2 separate regions of the Mus musculus genome follow, and region 2 is linked to region 1. The links are chromatin loops, found by intact Hi-C in ENCODE. Cell type or tissue: heart. All regions are shown on one strand.

What was found. A loop is a pair of places that touch in the nucleus more often than their neighbours do. Peaks named below come from ENCODE experiments on the same cell type or tissue, not always from the same donor. Only the 100,000 strongest peaks of a DNase experiment are listed, where the experiment ranks them.
Region 2: it touches region 1 in a loop (2.2-fold over the local background); 2 of 42 quality-filtered maps call a loop at or near these places.

What each region holds. Positions count from the first base shown.
Region 1 is chr2:71,525,243-71,533,242 of GRCm38, reverse strand. Dlx1 (distal-less homeobox 1) reads right to left here and starts at 3,798. Exons shown (of 3, transcript NM_010053.2): 1 at 2,937-3,798; 2 at 2,087-2,286; 3 at 1-979. The coding sequence starts at 3,249. The coding sequence ends at 725. It also overlaps Dlx1as. In heart, no CTCF peak of the experiment used is centred here; a DNase peak (open chromatin) is centred at 3,522; H3K4me3 peaks cover 4,239 bases; H3K27ac peaks cover 2,544 bases; H3K27me3 peaks cover 7,547 bases.
Region 2 is chr2:71,363,222-71,371,221 of GRCm38, reverse strand. Slc25a12 (solute carrier family 25 (mitochondrial carrier, Aralar), member 12) reads left to right here and starts at 3,467. Exons shown (of 18, transcript NM_172436.4): 1 at 3,467-3,709; 2 at 4,642-4,695. The coding sequence starts at 3,698. In heart, no CTCF peak of the experiment used is centred here; a DNase peak (open chromatin) is centred at 3,521; H3K4me3 peaks cover 2,223 bases; H3K27ac peaks cover 1,561 bases.

The DNA of each region.
Region 1 (8,000 bases):
GTTTGGACAGCGCCCACTCCATGTCCCAGAGAATTTGGAATTGGCCAACACTCAGCGTCAGATGAAGTCTGTTTTTCAATAAATTAACCCCCCTCCCTCTGATTTCCCCCATTTCCCAAACAAGCTACATAGATGGTCAAGCAGGGCCCGGAAGAAGACCATTCAGGAAAAAGTGGTCCAGGACTCGGTGGATGGGCTGCCGGCAGACCGGTGTGGCTCAGACCTGGTGACTTTTTGGAGAGGTCGTAGAATGAGGACAGCAGACACACGAGGACCTTGACTTCGGCGCACAGACAGTGCAAAAAGGAGACAAAGACGGACAGAATCAAAAAAGAGCGTATTTCCCCCTCCTACGTATTTGTTTTTCCTGATAGTCTCACAAAGATGAGAGTCTGGTCCGGTCCAGCGGGTTATCTTGTGGCACTGGCTGTCTCCAGTGGCTGTGCCTGCGCTTTGAGGCCACTCTGCTGTTCACCGTGGCCCAAACCAGATTCGGGCTGAAAGGTCGCTGAGTCAGACTTTTAGGGGCTCCGAGAAGCAGCAAGCCCTCTGCCTTCACTGTTCCTTTTTCTTTTATTTTTAGCTCCCCACCCCCACCCCTGCTCCCGCTCGTGGGCTCTTCTCCTCCTGGCCCAGGGCGTGCGAAAAGGTGGATGAACCTGGAGGCGGGAGGGGCCGGGCCAAGGGAGACGGGCAGGAAGCGGGTGAGTGCGAACTGATAACCTCACATCAGTTGAGGCTGCTGCATAGCTTCTTGGTGCGCTGAGGGATACCATGATGTATAGCTGGGGACGTAGGAGCCAGCGCTGCTGCCGGAGCCCTTCCCAGATGAGGAGTTCGGATTCCAGCCGGGTGGTACCGGTGGGGAGCCGGCAGACAAGGCTCTGCCGTTCGCCAGCGCGCTGCCCTCCAGAGCTGCCCCGCCTTGCTTCATCAGCTTCTTGAACTTGGAGCGTTTGTTCTGGAACCATATCTTGACCTGCAGGATCGGGCGACAACGTGACTGGACTATGACCATTGAGCCTACCCAGGTCCAAGGAGAAAAGGGACGGGTGGACAACAATACCCGCCCTCCTTGCTTTGGGAAAGCTGACAGCTCCAGGACAGAGGGGCAGAGACCACCGCCTCCCCACACCCCATGAGGGCCAAAGGCCAGAAAATTGAGCCCCAGGTCCAGCCGCTGTTGGCAACTTTTAGAGCAGCTATCAGAGCCGGGAATAAGAGAACAGGGGAGAGCCAGGCCTTGGCTTGCAAATGAGACGATGCCACCTGGGCGACGTTTATGGAAGACCTCATGCAGCACAATGCAATAACAATAAAGAAAATTTAAAACCTAGATAGGAACGGGGTGGGGGGCGGGGGCATTTGTTAAAATTAGATCTCCTTTCCTCGTAGGACTATTGGAAGAGGCTACAGCGTCTTTGTTAAACTCTTTAGACTCAAACCAATTCTCCCCCCCACCCCCAACGGTGTATTTGCTTTCCCCAGCTCCAACCTAAATCTAGAGACAGACTGGCCCTCGTTCGAATGCCTAGGAACTGCCCAGGGTCTTAGAGAAGTGCAGGAAGAAAAAAGAAAAATCTCACTTTTTTTTTCCCCCTTCTTCTTAAGGATCTGGAACTTGGGAAGTGAAGGGCCAGAGGGAAGGATCTGCCTCTGCCACCTCGCAAGAAGAAGGAGGTGGGGGAAGCAGGCTTAGGCCCAGGACCTGAGTGATTAGTGGCACACTTTAAAGGCTAAGGAAGATTAAATCCCCCTTCTATTGTTCCAGTTGTTCAGGCACGTGTGACCTCAGAACCTCCAAACAAAACGTCTGGGGAAATCCTTCCAGTTCCCTGCCTGGTCAGAAGACCAGGTAGCCTGCAGGTCAGAGAGTAGGGTCCGAGCTAGGGCAAACAGTTTGAGGGAGGAAGAGGAGACGCTGAAAGTCAGAGGTGGATACACACACACACACACACACACACACACACACACGGGTTGGGGGGCGGACTGTGACACCTAGAACCAGAGGCCCAGCGAACAAAAAATGTGAAGCCTGGGGCTGGAGCCCAGCTCCCGAGGCTTGTTTGGCAGAGCGGCCAGGTACCTGCGTCTGTGTGAGTCCCAAGGAGGCCGCCAGCTCCGCCCTCTCAGGCAGAGCTAAGTACTGAGTTTGTTGGAACCTCCGGTTCAAAGCCTGCAACTGCAAACTGGAATAAATTGTCCTGGGTTTACGGATCTTTTTCCCTTTGCCGTTAAAGCGCACCTCGCCGCCTTCCACCACCGTACTCTTCTCGGAGTCCGCCCCTGGAGGGACAACAGAAGCAGAGACCCTTGTTAATGCTGCACTGCCTTTAGTGAGGAGGGACGAGAATGAATGTCTATGGATGGGTTGGCAGAAGTAGGGTCCGGAAAAGAACGTTCAAGAAACCCTGAAAGACTGCGAAGGTCCCTCAAGGTCCGAGCGCACGTCCCTGGCTGCTGCAGACAGAATTGGGTCGTTCCCAAGAGCGCAGCTATTGCCTTTGCAGAGAAAGTTTGCTATTTTTTGCAGGCGGTAGTTGAGGTTTAATTACCCTTAATTGCATACATTGTTTATAGCGCTACGCAATAAATAATTACCGAGACTAATACGTGCACATGTGGGTTTCTGTTTTCCAGCAGGGCATTGTGTGCTCGGCGCACCGAGCGGCCCAGAGGCCCAGCCAGTGCCAGGAGACGCGCTCGGATTTATCCTTTGCTGGACAGTTGTAAATTGAATTGACTTATAATTTTTTTCTTTTCAGTGACAAGGATCCACAGATTGATATCCGAAACCTCTACTACTTCCGCGCTTTCCCCACCCCCACCCACCTCTCTACCCCACACTCTCTTGTCTTTTCTCTTTCCCCCTCCCCTTCTCCCCCTCTCTCCTATTCTCCTTCCCTTCTCTCCTTGTCCCTGGCAAGCGCACGTACCTGGGTCCTCCAGGCGGCTCTGGGCGAGGCTGGCGCTGCCGGGGTAGGACTGCACGGAACTGATGTAGGGGCTGGACGCGTGGCTGCTGACCGAGTTGACGTAGGGGTAGCCCAGCGGTCGGGAGAAGGATGAGGCCGAACTGTAGGCACCGTCGGGCTGCGAATGGCCCGCCGAGTGTAAACAGTGCATGGAGTAGTGCCCGTGGGACATGGGAGAAGGAGACATTTGCTGGTTGGGCGGCCCAAACTCCATAAACACAGCCTTGCCCGACACGGGGCTGTTGAGACTTTCTGGCATGGTGGTCATGGTCATCTCTTCTCGCGGGGTCTGGGTGTGGGTCTTTCTCTCCTCTGCTTCCCTTTTGGGGGTCTCTATGTTTCTCAGGACAGGAAGGAACCCAATTTAAGCGGAACAGGGGTTTTCACTTTCCATTCATAAGAAAATGGAGTTTGTCTCTTTGAAAAGTCTAAGCATGATGCTGCCGAGCTCCCCAAACTCGGTTCAAAGCTTTGACTCAGCCAAGGTCATAAATATTCATGAGCTGGTGGAGCTGATTGGTCGGCTCTCTTGCATAATCACCGGGGATTGGTCCGAGAAGCTCGGGCTCGGCTGGACTAGAGCGGGCGACGCGGCCCGGCCTGGGGAGAATCCGGTCCACACGTCCCGGCCGGGGCTCCTCTGCAACAGAGCGCGCGGAGCGGGACGCACAATGGGCTGCGGCGTCCGCGCAGGAACCTCGAAGGCGCGCGACTCCAGCCTCCCGCCTCCCTCGCGCGCTTCCCGCCCCAGAAACCAACCAGCCGCGCCCTGCCGTCGCCCTCCCCCTTGCTGTCCCCACCCTTCGCCCGCCCCCAACGCCTGGGACCCCGGACCACTTCTTCTTGAGGTCACCTAGTCCGGTGCGGAGCGCCGCTCCAGAGTCCGGCCGCGGTCTCTGGATCGCGGAGTCGCGCACTGGGCGACAACCCAGGTAGCCTGCAGCCAGCGGTCCTTCTGAGCGTCTTGTGCCTAGCTCAGCGCGCTCCAGGCCGCGCCTCCCAGGTTGGGGTTCTCTCGGCCACATCCCGGGGATCTGGGTTTGGGGGCCCTCTGGCCCAACTCACTCACTCGGCCGCCGCCCCGCCGTTGCCACCGTTCCCAGGGGCTTGCTCGCATCTCTCCAGGCCCAGCTGGCCACTCCAGCTCGAGGCTGCACGGGTCTGATCAAAGCAGTGCGCGTGGAGAGCCAGGAACCCACGCTTCTCCACCCAGGAAAGGCGGCCGCACCGCCTCCCCCCTCCTTTCCCTCCCAACCTTCCTGCCTCCCCCTCCCCTCTCCACTCCCCCTGAGCCACGAGCCCCGGGCTCACTCGCCCCGAGGGCGCGGCTCAGCGTGGAGTCCTGAGGGCCCGCAGTCGCCTGGTGGCTGGTGCATCGAACTCCTGCCAGGTGGTCATTTTCCGACCTCCTGGGGTCTGGCCAGAGTACTTGGGGTTTGGGAGTCCTAGGGAGACACCGACACCCTCAGCAAATCCTGATCAGTGGTAGGCTTGAATATTTGTGTTTAGATATGCCCCTCTCTGTCGCCCGATCTCTTCCTCACCTCCAGTGGCCAAAGCTGGAGCCTCCGGGCCCGGGGGTGAGGTGGGGAAGCTGGTGAAGGAAAGAGCTGCCAAAGCGCGCTGTCTACCATCTGGGTGCAAGTGTTGAAAAGTGCACAAAAGATTCTCTCGCACTCCACCCCCCCACTACTACCACACACCACCTCGCGTGGCGCAAACTACGCTGGTTGCTAGGGACTGTTGGTTCCCAATCCCGCCAGCCCCACGATGAATCCCAAATTACTTTGTTAGGTAATTAGAAAGTGTTGATAATTATTTCTTTCATAATTTAGCGGTGTGACGGGGACCGGGGGAAATGATCTTGTGAAAGTTCACACGTGCACACGTATTAGTTACTGATTCATTTGATTAAATGGTAGTCTCAAGTGCTCAGATCCGCAGCTGAAGGCGCCCCATTAGCATAACACTGATGTTTAATTTTCATACGCATAATTAGCCATATATTTAACACTAATAGCAACATGCAGCCTTTCAGCGTTAAACAGCCCGGGGATTTGATCTGGCCTGAGCTGAACCTGCGCCGCGGCACCTTCCCCTATCTGGAGTGCACAGTGATCACAGGGAGACCTCTGTAATCAAGCACATTTTGGCAGAGGGAACACCAATAAAAATGAACATTCAAAACAAATTACATCGGTGATGTCGTTACAGATATGAGTACAGGGGATTCATTCTCATTCTCTCTCTCTCTCTCTCTCTCTCTCTCTCTCTCTCTCTCTCTCTCTCTCTCTCTCTCTCTCTCTCCTTCAGCAGCAGCTCCTGCCTAAAGATTTCCTCTTCTGATTAAAGGCATGAGGCTGTGCGCAGAAACATTTCATGCAGCATGTTGGTTGGAGCAAAAGAGAAAAACAAAAGAAAGAGGAAAAAAACAAAACAAAAAACAACAGTCCAAAATTCGTAAACCAATAAAGGGTTTGCCATCGCCTGAAAGGTTTTTTGTTTTGTTTTTGTTTTTTCCTTAATCGCCAAACCACAAGGTGAGGCTTTGTAACACCAACCAACTAAGAACTCCAACTCGCCTCGTCCTGGTCTTCCTGTCGTACTCGCGATTTTAATAGCTCCTTCTTAGTGCCTGTTTTGGGGTGTGGAGTGCCGTCCTGTGCGCCCAACGCAGCCGCTTGGATGCCATCTGAACCGAAGGTCTCTTCGCCTTGCGGGCCTTGCCCATGTAAGTGATCGCTGCGGTTGTGCGCCGGGGTTGGGATGGGGAAAACTGGACTGGTGTCTCTTGGAATTTAGTGCAAGGTATGGGGACGTCGGATGGCCGGATTGCCTAGGACCAGTTTATCCCAGAGACTGGTTGGGTTGGGGAACCAGAGAGCGACCATGGGTCTACTAGGTGCTCTGTCCTTCCACTTAGCAGAGCAGGAGGCCAGGCTGGCTACTGGGAACGGGTGGGCACGATAGGGTTTCAGAGTCTGGCCACATTTAGAACTGAGCTGTGTGTAGGTGAGGGAGCACACTTGAGAATTATTTCCTAACTCAAGGAAGCAAGTCTTGGGAGAAACTGAGCCGGGTCCCTGAAAGAGTGTACAGGCCTCAGCAAACTTCAGGAAGTGAGATCTTATCTCTACTTTGTGAGTCCCGGTGTGCAGTCCTCCAACTGACCCAACTCTAAAGTGACACACCTGCTCCAAAATGCTCAGACCTTTGCCAGCCCAAGTATGAAAGGAACTTAGACTCTCCCATTGGTCCTGAAGGTTCCAGATCGGGAGCAGAACTCACGGGAGTCACCTCAGGAGCCAACAGCTCAGGTAGCCAGCTTACACTTCCTGTCTGGAATCCCTGCGGTTCAGGGTTAGGCGTCAGGTCAATTTAGTTGGTCAGCTGATGAGGAAGTGGAAGAGAGGAGGCTCTTAAAAAACAAAAACAAAACAAAACAAAAAAACGAACCCTACTTCTCAGTCTTAACTTCAAAGAACATTACACAAAATTCCTTTAAGTTTGTTTCCTACAGAGCTGCTGCGTTTAGCAGCACAGGCTAGATTACTAAATCAGATTATATACCTTCCCCATAAATACCTTCACCTGCAATAATTGTCCCAGTGGTTGGTGAAATCCTGTGGTCCTAATAAAACTATCCTTAGGGGGACCTAAGAGTAAACTGATCTGCAGATAAAGACACTACATGCTAATCTGATTGCTCTAGAAAAGAAGTGAAGTCATTCTCTGGCAAGTATCTTTAAGGCAGCTGGCCCTGATCCTCTCTAGGGAATATGGATGCTCCGTGGTCACAGCTTCAGTCTCTGAGTCTCTGCCTGGCGAATTCCAGAACACCTCAAAAGTTTGCCAGTTGATCTTTAAAATTCCCCATTCCTTCTTACCCTCAAACAAAGTCGGTTTAGAATTGCCGCCACACAACTCTCTACATCTCTAGATGTAGACAAACTGATCTGGGGAGTTGGGGACCATGGATGAATTCCCAAGTTTAGAGGAGAGCTGAAATGTACCACTGTGGGCAGTACTTGTCCCCAGCTTCCCACCTCCTCCTCCATGGCTCTGGGTGTCCTGCTAACTCCCTGGGGGTGCCTCTATGCTATCAATCCTGGCAAATGTAAAATCTCCTTGGCTCCCCAGACGATCCAAGCCCTATTAAGGACTCGGGCCACCTGGCCATTTGCATGAACACAAGCCAGAGTTCACAGAGGTTCTGATGTTCTTGCCCCCCGCTGGCCATGCCCAGAGGGGACTGTCTTCCTGTGAGGACTGTCTTCCTGTGAGGCCCAGCCTAGCCCACCCTGAAGGTAGGTTCAACAGATCTCTGACAACAAGGGAAAGCAGAGTGCTTTGGGCAGGAATGTATTTCTGCTCCTGAAGCAGGTGGGCCCTGCAGGCAAGTTGATCCATAGTTAAAACGGAGTTCCAGATGAGCCCAACTAGGACCTTATCTCAAATGTGCCTGGTGTCTTTTCTCTCAGAGATCCTGTGAAGTCTCAGGAATACCTGATTTGTATAGCCCAGGGAAGCCTGTCCCAGGACTGCAGTCAGGAGAGGACAATTTAAGGACTAGCTGGGCTCTAAACTCAAAATCTAAAGAATGGGGTTGCAGCTTAAATTTTTAGTACAACAAATGGTCTAGTGGGGGGAGCGTCTCAGGCTGGCAGGGGGATCAAGCATGGCTGGCTGCTGGTGAAGAGCCTCAGGGATCTGTAAGGGGTTTGGACTGCTCACATCTTCAGAAAGCCTAAACCTATGGTCCACAGTCAAGACAACGTTTGCAGGCAATGCTCCCTGGCTCATCCTCTCTGGGGCAAACCTCAATGAAGAGGAAATTGGGGTGGAAGCAGGTGCTTGCCTCTGGAAGTGCCCACAGCTCAGCCATGTTAAGATCAACAAGGGTGGGGTGGGGGCGGGTGAACCAGAGTAAAAGAGAGTTTAAAGAAAGAGTTCTGGGTTTTGTTTTGTTTTTGTTTCCCTTTCTGCATGCATGTTAAAGTTTGGAGACTCTAAAACTAATCACCT
Region 2 (8,000 bases), 160 kb after region 1:
TAATCCTAACACTCAAGAGACAGAAGCAGGCAAATCTCTGAGTTTGAAGCCAGGCTAGTCTATAGAGGGAGTTCCTGGATAGCCAGGGCTACATCAAAATAAAATAAAATAAAATAAAATAAAATAAAATATAAATAGAAAGAAAAGAAATACTTGTAAGTCACTGTAATTGGGACAGGAGAAATAGCTCTGCAGTTAAGAGGATTCGTTTCTCTAGCTGAGGACCCAGGTTGGTTTCTCACAACCACGTTGCTGCTCACGACTGCCTGTAACTCCAGTTCTAGGGAATCTCTTGCCCTCTTCTGATCTCTATAGGTTTCTGGATGGATGTGGTGCACACACACTCCCTACAGGGCTGCTACATGCAGTTTAGGAGGGGTACTAGACAGGACATAAGACACAGTTGATGCCTTCCACAGAACTGCTATGACCTGTCAAATAGAAGAGTGGGTACAGTTACAATGTGATTATTTGTATATTTTGGGAATAGGACCAGAAGTGGGATCTAGATTATACATATACATTTTTAGTTATGTATATACATTTTTAGTTGCATATATAAAATTTAACATCTCTAGGAATCTTTGTACTGGTTTCTAAATGATTCTACTAGATAAGAATGTCCTCACCTCTATACCCTTGCTGGTACTTGGTAGCATTTTTTTTCTTTTCTTGATAACAGTCTTGGGGCGGGGGGGTTGGGAGTGACAGGTCACAGTATTTGCTCTTTCTCTGGTGATAAACAATCTTGAGCTTCTTTTTTGGATACCTATTGGCCATTTTTGTTTTGTTTTGTTTTGTTTCTTTTGAGACAGGGTTTCTCTGTGTATCCCTGGCTGTCCTGGAACTCACTTTGTAGACCAGGCTGGCCTCGAACTCAGAAATCTGCCTGCCTCTGCCTCCCGAGTGCTGGGATTAAAGGCGTGTGCCACCACCACCCGACGCCTTGACCATTTTTTTATATCATTTTTAGAGCAATTGTCTCTTCAAATCTTTCATTCACTGATTAGAGGATATTTACTACTGTGTTGTATAAGTTTTCTCAATATGACTCTCGGATGTTAATAATTTAAAAATATTTTTCCCAACCTGTAGGCTGCCCTCTTCATTTTGTTCTTCACTTTGCTGCACAGAAGCACTTTAGTTTGATGCAGTCTCACTTGTGACCCGAGCTTTGGCTTTGGTGTGATTGTTACTACCTGAGGCAGTGTCAGAGAGCTCCCCGTTCCATGCGTTTCCTTCTGGGAGTTTTATGGCTGTAGATCTTATGTTTCCCCTTTAAAAATACATTTTGAGGGAAGTTTTTGTGCATGGCAAAAGATAAAGGCCCAGCAGTCACTCACATATGGGAACCTGGTTTTCCATCACTATTTACGCCCCCCCCCCCCCTTTTTTAATTTAAAGGAGCATGTCTCACTTAAGAAAGAAAATAAGGGCTGGAGAGATGGCTCAGTGGCTAAGAGCACTGACTGCTCTTCCAGAGGTCCTGAGTTCAATTAGCAACAACATTATGGCTCACAACCATCTGTAATGGGATCCAATCCCCTTATCTGGTATGTGTGGAGACAGCTACTTTACTCATATACATAAAATAAATAAATAAAATCTTAAAAAGAAAGAAAGAAAGAAAATAGTAGTTGGATGTAGTTATGCTCCCCTTAATCCCAACACTCTGGATAGAGAGGCAAGGTGGGTCTCTGTGAGTTTGAGGGTACCCTGGCCCACAGAGCAAGTTCCAGGACAGCCAGGGCTACACAGAGAAACCCTGTCTCAAAACAAATAAACAAAAGGCAACCAACTAAACAATAACCAAAAAAAAAAAAAAAAAAAAAAAACCAAATATGGTTGAGGTCCTGGGTAAACACAATCGCTAAATGTCTGGCTTTTACTGGGCTCTGATATTTTCAAATAGCACATATTTATTGATAGACACAAGTATTCATGGCATGTATATGATTTTATGAATTAAGTAGATTTAATTTTAATACTATAATGACAAGAAATCTCATCACTTCCTTCCCTCTCACAAAACCCATGTCGAGTGCACTAATGATCAGTTTTAAACAAGTCAACCATGTTTCTTTTAAAAAGACTTATCCCCTTGCCTGGTCTCAAAGATATTGAAAAGTGAGCACACGAAGCCTATAACTGGTGGGTGGGAATAAAGGCAATATACTACTACAGGAGACATCATCAGCTTGTTACAAATTTTCTTGTAATAACCCAGGGATAATCAAATATTGCAACATTTAAGTATGATTGAGCCAAGGGTATGATATCTACAATATGTAGGATTGCTATTTAGTTTTATAACTTAAAATGGTCTATGATAATGGTGGCAAAGAAGGTCTTTGCAATAAATAACTACTTATACACATACTTCATATGCATATATGTGTATTTATATCCACACTTTACAAATAGGACCATGTCTAGCACATGGAGGATTTTAGTAAATATTTGGGTGAATATCAATATGAGAACTAATAGGATCTTTTCTCCCCTTCTTTTTTTTTTTTTAACAATTTTTAATTTTATTCACCTTAGTGCTTAGATGAAATGTGGAAAATAGGTGTTGATTATCTTTCTACCTTTAATGAGTTCTGAGGAGCCTCAGACTGAGCTATCACCTCGGATCCGCACCCCTCTTCCCCCTCCACACACCCCCCCCCCCCCGCCTCCCTCCCTTCCCCTTTCTTACTTCTCCTCTATTCCTTTCGTTTTTCTTTTCTTTGAAGACGCGTCTTATGCATCCAGGCTGGCCTCTAACTCTTATGCAGCCGAGGATGACATTCCGATTATCCTGCCTCCATTTCTCAAGCCTGGGGATTACAGTCGGATACTACTTCGCCAAGATAGAGTTTATGTGCTACTGGGCATAGAACCCGGGACTTCCAGCATGTTAGTTAGGCACTCCAGCAACTTAAGCTACTTGCCTGGCCCTCACATATCTTAATGGCAAGCCTCAGTTTTAGAGACATTAATTTAGCTTAAGGCAGGGCTGGGAATTCACAGAGGAATTGTTTCCTGTAGAAGAGAAAGTCAGCATAGCAAGTACCAGCTCCAAGATAAATAAAGTTGTTTTCTATATACATTGTACAAAGAATTTGGGTGGTTAAGAGAGTGAAGCGAATCTATTAATAAACCATTAGGGATATCCCAAGGAATGTTAATTCAGGAGCATATTTCTGAAGTTATGTTTACTTAGGTTTTCCCTTTAAAAAACCTAACTAATCATTTTCCTTATCAATATTTGTCACTGGTTGTCATAAACTCATTATTAATGGGACAAGCTCTCATATGCTTCCAACCTTGCTCAATACAGGCCCCAAGTGTTCCTTTAAGCCCCAAGAGGGAACCGACTTTGGCTGAAGCCGGTGCCCAAAGCCACACCCACTGCCAGGCCTTGGGACTTGGGGCTGGCCCAGAGGAGCCTCTGCTCACACTGCGCGTTGGAATCCGGCGACCGGAGCTCTGGTGTCCCCCGCAAGAGGTGCGACTGCCCCGCCGGCCCGCTGATGGATCAACCAAGGCCACTCGGTGCGCACCACCGACGCGCTCTAGCTCATTTGCATATAGACGGGCGCGGCGCTGCGACAGGAGGGAGCGCGGGCGCGGCCCCGGGCCGTGGCGCGCGCGCGCCCTGACAGCTCGGCCCAGCTCGCTCACTCGCTCGTTCCCGGCTTCCGAGCACAGCATGGCGGTCAAGGTGACTCCAACTCTCTGCTGCTGCTTTTATTGCATAAGAGACGTTCCAAGGGCCCCGAGTGCAGCCCCCCGCCTCTTTCCGTTGCTTTCTTTGCCTGGTTCTTAGCCAGTGCGTCCCGGGGCTCTAGATTGCGGGTGGAGAGCTGTGCTGGGCTTGGACCGGAGCGAAGAGGATGCCCGGCTGGGGGAGGGGAAGGAGGAGGGATCGTGAGTTGGAGGGGCTCCTGAGGACCATGGTCGGGAGGAGGAAAAGAGTAGTGTTTTGTCCTAGGTACATGGGATTGCGAGCACAGAGTTGGAGAGCATCAGAGAGGGACTGAGAGTCAGCGGGCAGGAGAACCGGGGATACCCAGGGCATCCGCGGTGGGGGAGGGGGTGGGTGTTGTCATTTGGGGCCACAATACAGCCCAGGGCACTGGTTGACATTTGCCTGGCAGGTTGTCAGATGTCGAAAGTATCCGTATTGTGGCAGCTCTCAAGGTTTAGGTCAGATGGAGAAAGGGTCGCCAAGATGACGATGTACTGTTTCTGCTTTCCACAAGAAAGGCTGCTAGGCCCGGCTATTAATTTGGCTGTTTTACATCTCCTGTTGCTCCTCTCTTGAGGCTCTCAGGATTTGTAGCTTGGTGGTTGCTACTGTATTGCTAGTAGTTGTGGAATAAAGTAAACGATTACATTGGTTTCCCTTTCCAGTTCACAGGAAGTGCCGTCTGTAATTTGCTCTATCTTGCACTATTCACACCCTTTTCTCCCACCCCTTAGCCGTAGATCTCCGGTTTGACAGGTGTTATCAGCAATTAAGCTTTGGGTTTGTTTTTAGACTAAATGACCTTATGAAAGATAAATGAGTTGTTAGCAGATGTAAACTATAATCTAAAGAGATTATGTGGTTTCTAGCTAAGCATTAACCAGTCATTCCCCCCCCCCCCTCAGGTGCATACAACCAAACGAGGTGATCCTCATGAGCTGAGAAACATATTCCTCCAGGTAAGTGAAAGAATTTTACATCAGGGAAAGAATGGGAAGAACATGATCGTTATTCCTCTTTAAGCTCTCTAACTTTGAGAAATGCTCTTCTCACAAACATGAGTGGAGGATGTCCTTTGTACTTGGTTTGTTTTGGTTTTTTTTTGAGACAGATTTTCCTTGTGTAGCTCTGGCTGTCCTGGAACTTGCTTTGTAGACCAGGCTGTCCTGGAACTCGGAGGATCTACCTGCCTCTGCCTCCTGAGGGCTGCGATTGGCTCTATACCCGGCCGTTTGTACTCTTAGTAAGAACGGATTGGAAAATTTTTCTTTCTATTGGGGATTGATATGAGGTTTTCCTGGAGTTGCTCTTTTTGTTTGCATGACTTAGGATGACTTATAAAATTTTCCTTCTCATAAATGTCTATGACATTTGTTGCACAGATAATTTATGACTATTGTAGTTGCGCTTTCTCCTCCCACTTATTGCAACCATAGATGGGGATGGGGGTAGGGGTTGGTACAACATGTTTGCTTTAGATTCTTTTGTAAGGAGGCTGGTAAGATGACTCAGTGGATAAAGGTGCTTTACCCAGAACCCATATAAATATCGAAGGAGAGAACTAACTATATAAAGTTGTCCTCTGACTTTCATATATCTGTGCATATGCACCAGTGCTCACACATCTGCTCCTTATAATAATAAATTATTTTTTAAAAAGGGGTGGGGAGAGATGGCTCTGCAGTTAAGAGCACTGTTCTAGAAGACCTGGGTTGGATTCCCAGCACCCATATGGCAGCACTCAGCCATCTGCAGTCCAATTCCAGGGAATCTGTCATCTACTTCTAGCCTCTGAGGACATCACATCACATGCATGTGGTGCATAAACATACACACGTTAAAAAAACGGAAGTCTTGCCGGGCGGTGGTGACACACGCCTTTAATCCCAGCACTTGGGAGGCAGAGGCAGGCGGATTTCTGAGTTCAAAGCCTGCCTGGTCTATACAGAGTGAGTTCCAGGACAGCCAGGGCTACACAGAGAAACCCTGTCTCGAAAATACCAAAAAAAAAAAAAAAACCCAAAACAAACAAACAAAAACAAAACAAAACCGGAAGTCTTGTAAGGATTGACCTTAAAATACCTTACTTATGTTAAGCTTTTAGAATCAGTCACCTGACTACGCCTAGTTTTTTGCCTTTGCTTTCTTAAATTCCTAAGGTATTTTACTAAAAGTTATGTTTTTCTTGGAAGAGCTGTTTTTTAGAATCTTGTATTCTGGCTGTGGAGTCTCTGTAGACTGTTAACCTCGGGCAGGCTCCTTCTGGGTATTATTTTCCACTGTAAAATGAAAGGTGACCTTCAAGGTTGCTTTCCATTCCAAAAGTCTGTGATTCTATCTTAGGAACAGATTCTAGCGTCTGCTAATGAGTCTAAGCTGGATAGCACTTCCATCCGGGACAGGTAGTTTCCTCAGGCCTGGTGGGGAGGAGGAGGCTGCATAGGTGACCACACACAGTGTAGTTTATGAAAGAGAATTGGTAAAGGTCAGGGATAAAGTGTTTCTCTACCTTGCTTTAGCCCTGCATTTGAGTGTTAGCACCAAAAGAAAACAAAAGAGAATTAGAAAAATGAGAATTATTTTTAATTTTTATGTTTTAGACTAAGGCTTTTTAGGTAGCACAGCCTTTCTTTCTTTCATATGTCTTTGTTTATTGGAGACAGGGTGTTACCATGTAACTCTGGCTGCCCTGGAACTGTTACACCAGGCTGACTTCAACCTCACAGAGATCTGCCTGGGGTACCTTGAACTTGTTTGATCTTTCTGTCTCAAGCCTCCTGAGTCCTGGGATTATAAGTGTGTATAACCTTGCTTCTTAGGAGCCTTGAGTTTTACAAAGTGTATTAAAAGGATCCTTTCTGGAACAAAACTAGTTATAATAGAGCCTCACCATTTGTGTGTTAAGACCTTTGTTCCTTACAAGTGTTGTTTGGGGTTCACAAAAACATATTAGTATAAGCCCTGTACTATGATTAGGGTCAGTTGTTTGTGGAGAATTTGTATACTATAGCTAATTTTATTTTCTGGTTACATATGGAAACAATCAGCTGAGATGCTCTATGATGTAGTAAGAAGAGTACAGGTATCAGGAACATGTGTATCCCTCACCCCAAGTTCAAGGATGCCCCCAATGTAGACCAGGCTGGCCTTGAACTCACAGAGATCTGGATGCCTTTGCCTCTCAAATGATGGTATTAAAGATGTACATCATCACAGCTGGCTTTTTTTTTTTTTCCTTAAGGAAGATGGGTTTAATTCGCAGGCCTCGGTCTCTATAGCTCCCTATCCTTAAGCGAATTATTTAGACTTTCCAGGTTTCATCTTCTCATGTGGGACCCGGTAAAACATAAGGAAATGGGAACTGATGTCTTTTCTTTTCTTTTTTCTTTTTTTTTTTTTTTAAATTGAGATAGAAGGTTTTTTTTTTAAATTTTTATTTATTTATTTATTATATGTAAGTACACTGTAGCTGTCTTCAGACACTCCAAAGAAGGAGTCAGATCTCATTATGGGTGGTTGTGAGCCACCATGTGGTTGCTGGGATTTGAACTCCGGACCTTCGGAAGAGCAGTCGGGGTGCTCTTACCTGCTGAGCCATCTCACCAGCCCCTGATGTCTTTTCTAGTTTTAGAAATTCTATACAGAAAAGAAAATGTGACTCATTATTCATTTGTTACTGGTTTGTGTGTGTTGTTCTTTGGGCTGGGTAGTGATTGTCGGAGCTTGGAAAGCTCATAACTATGCTATTTTAGCTTTTCATATACTTTTTGTGGTATCTTTTTTGCACATTATTATTATTATTTTGTGGTGCTGGAGAATCAAACTCATCATATATATTAGGTAAATATTATACCACTGAGTGACACCTTACTTCTTTAAATATTATTTTGATATTGTCTTTATTTTATTTTTGTACAGAAAACTTGTGGTTTATTAATTTATATTCATCATTAAACATAAAGTAGTGACTCAAGCATTATTATTGTTATTATTAATAGTATTATTATTTTATTTGTTCATTTGTTTTTCTAGTCAGAATCTTGCTACATAGCCCAGGCTGGTCTGATTCTCATTATGAAGCTCAGGCTAATCTTGAATTCATTGTTCAGATTACAAACAGGAGACACCATACTTGGCTTCTGCAGTATTGGAAGGCAAGAGAGAAACAGTGTAGAGTTGCTTAGTCCCAGGAAAGCATAAAACTGCTGGAAAGACTTTGTATCTAGTTGGAGCAACTTTTTGTTACCTTCTAGCATATTAAGAT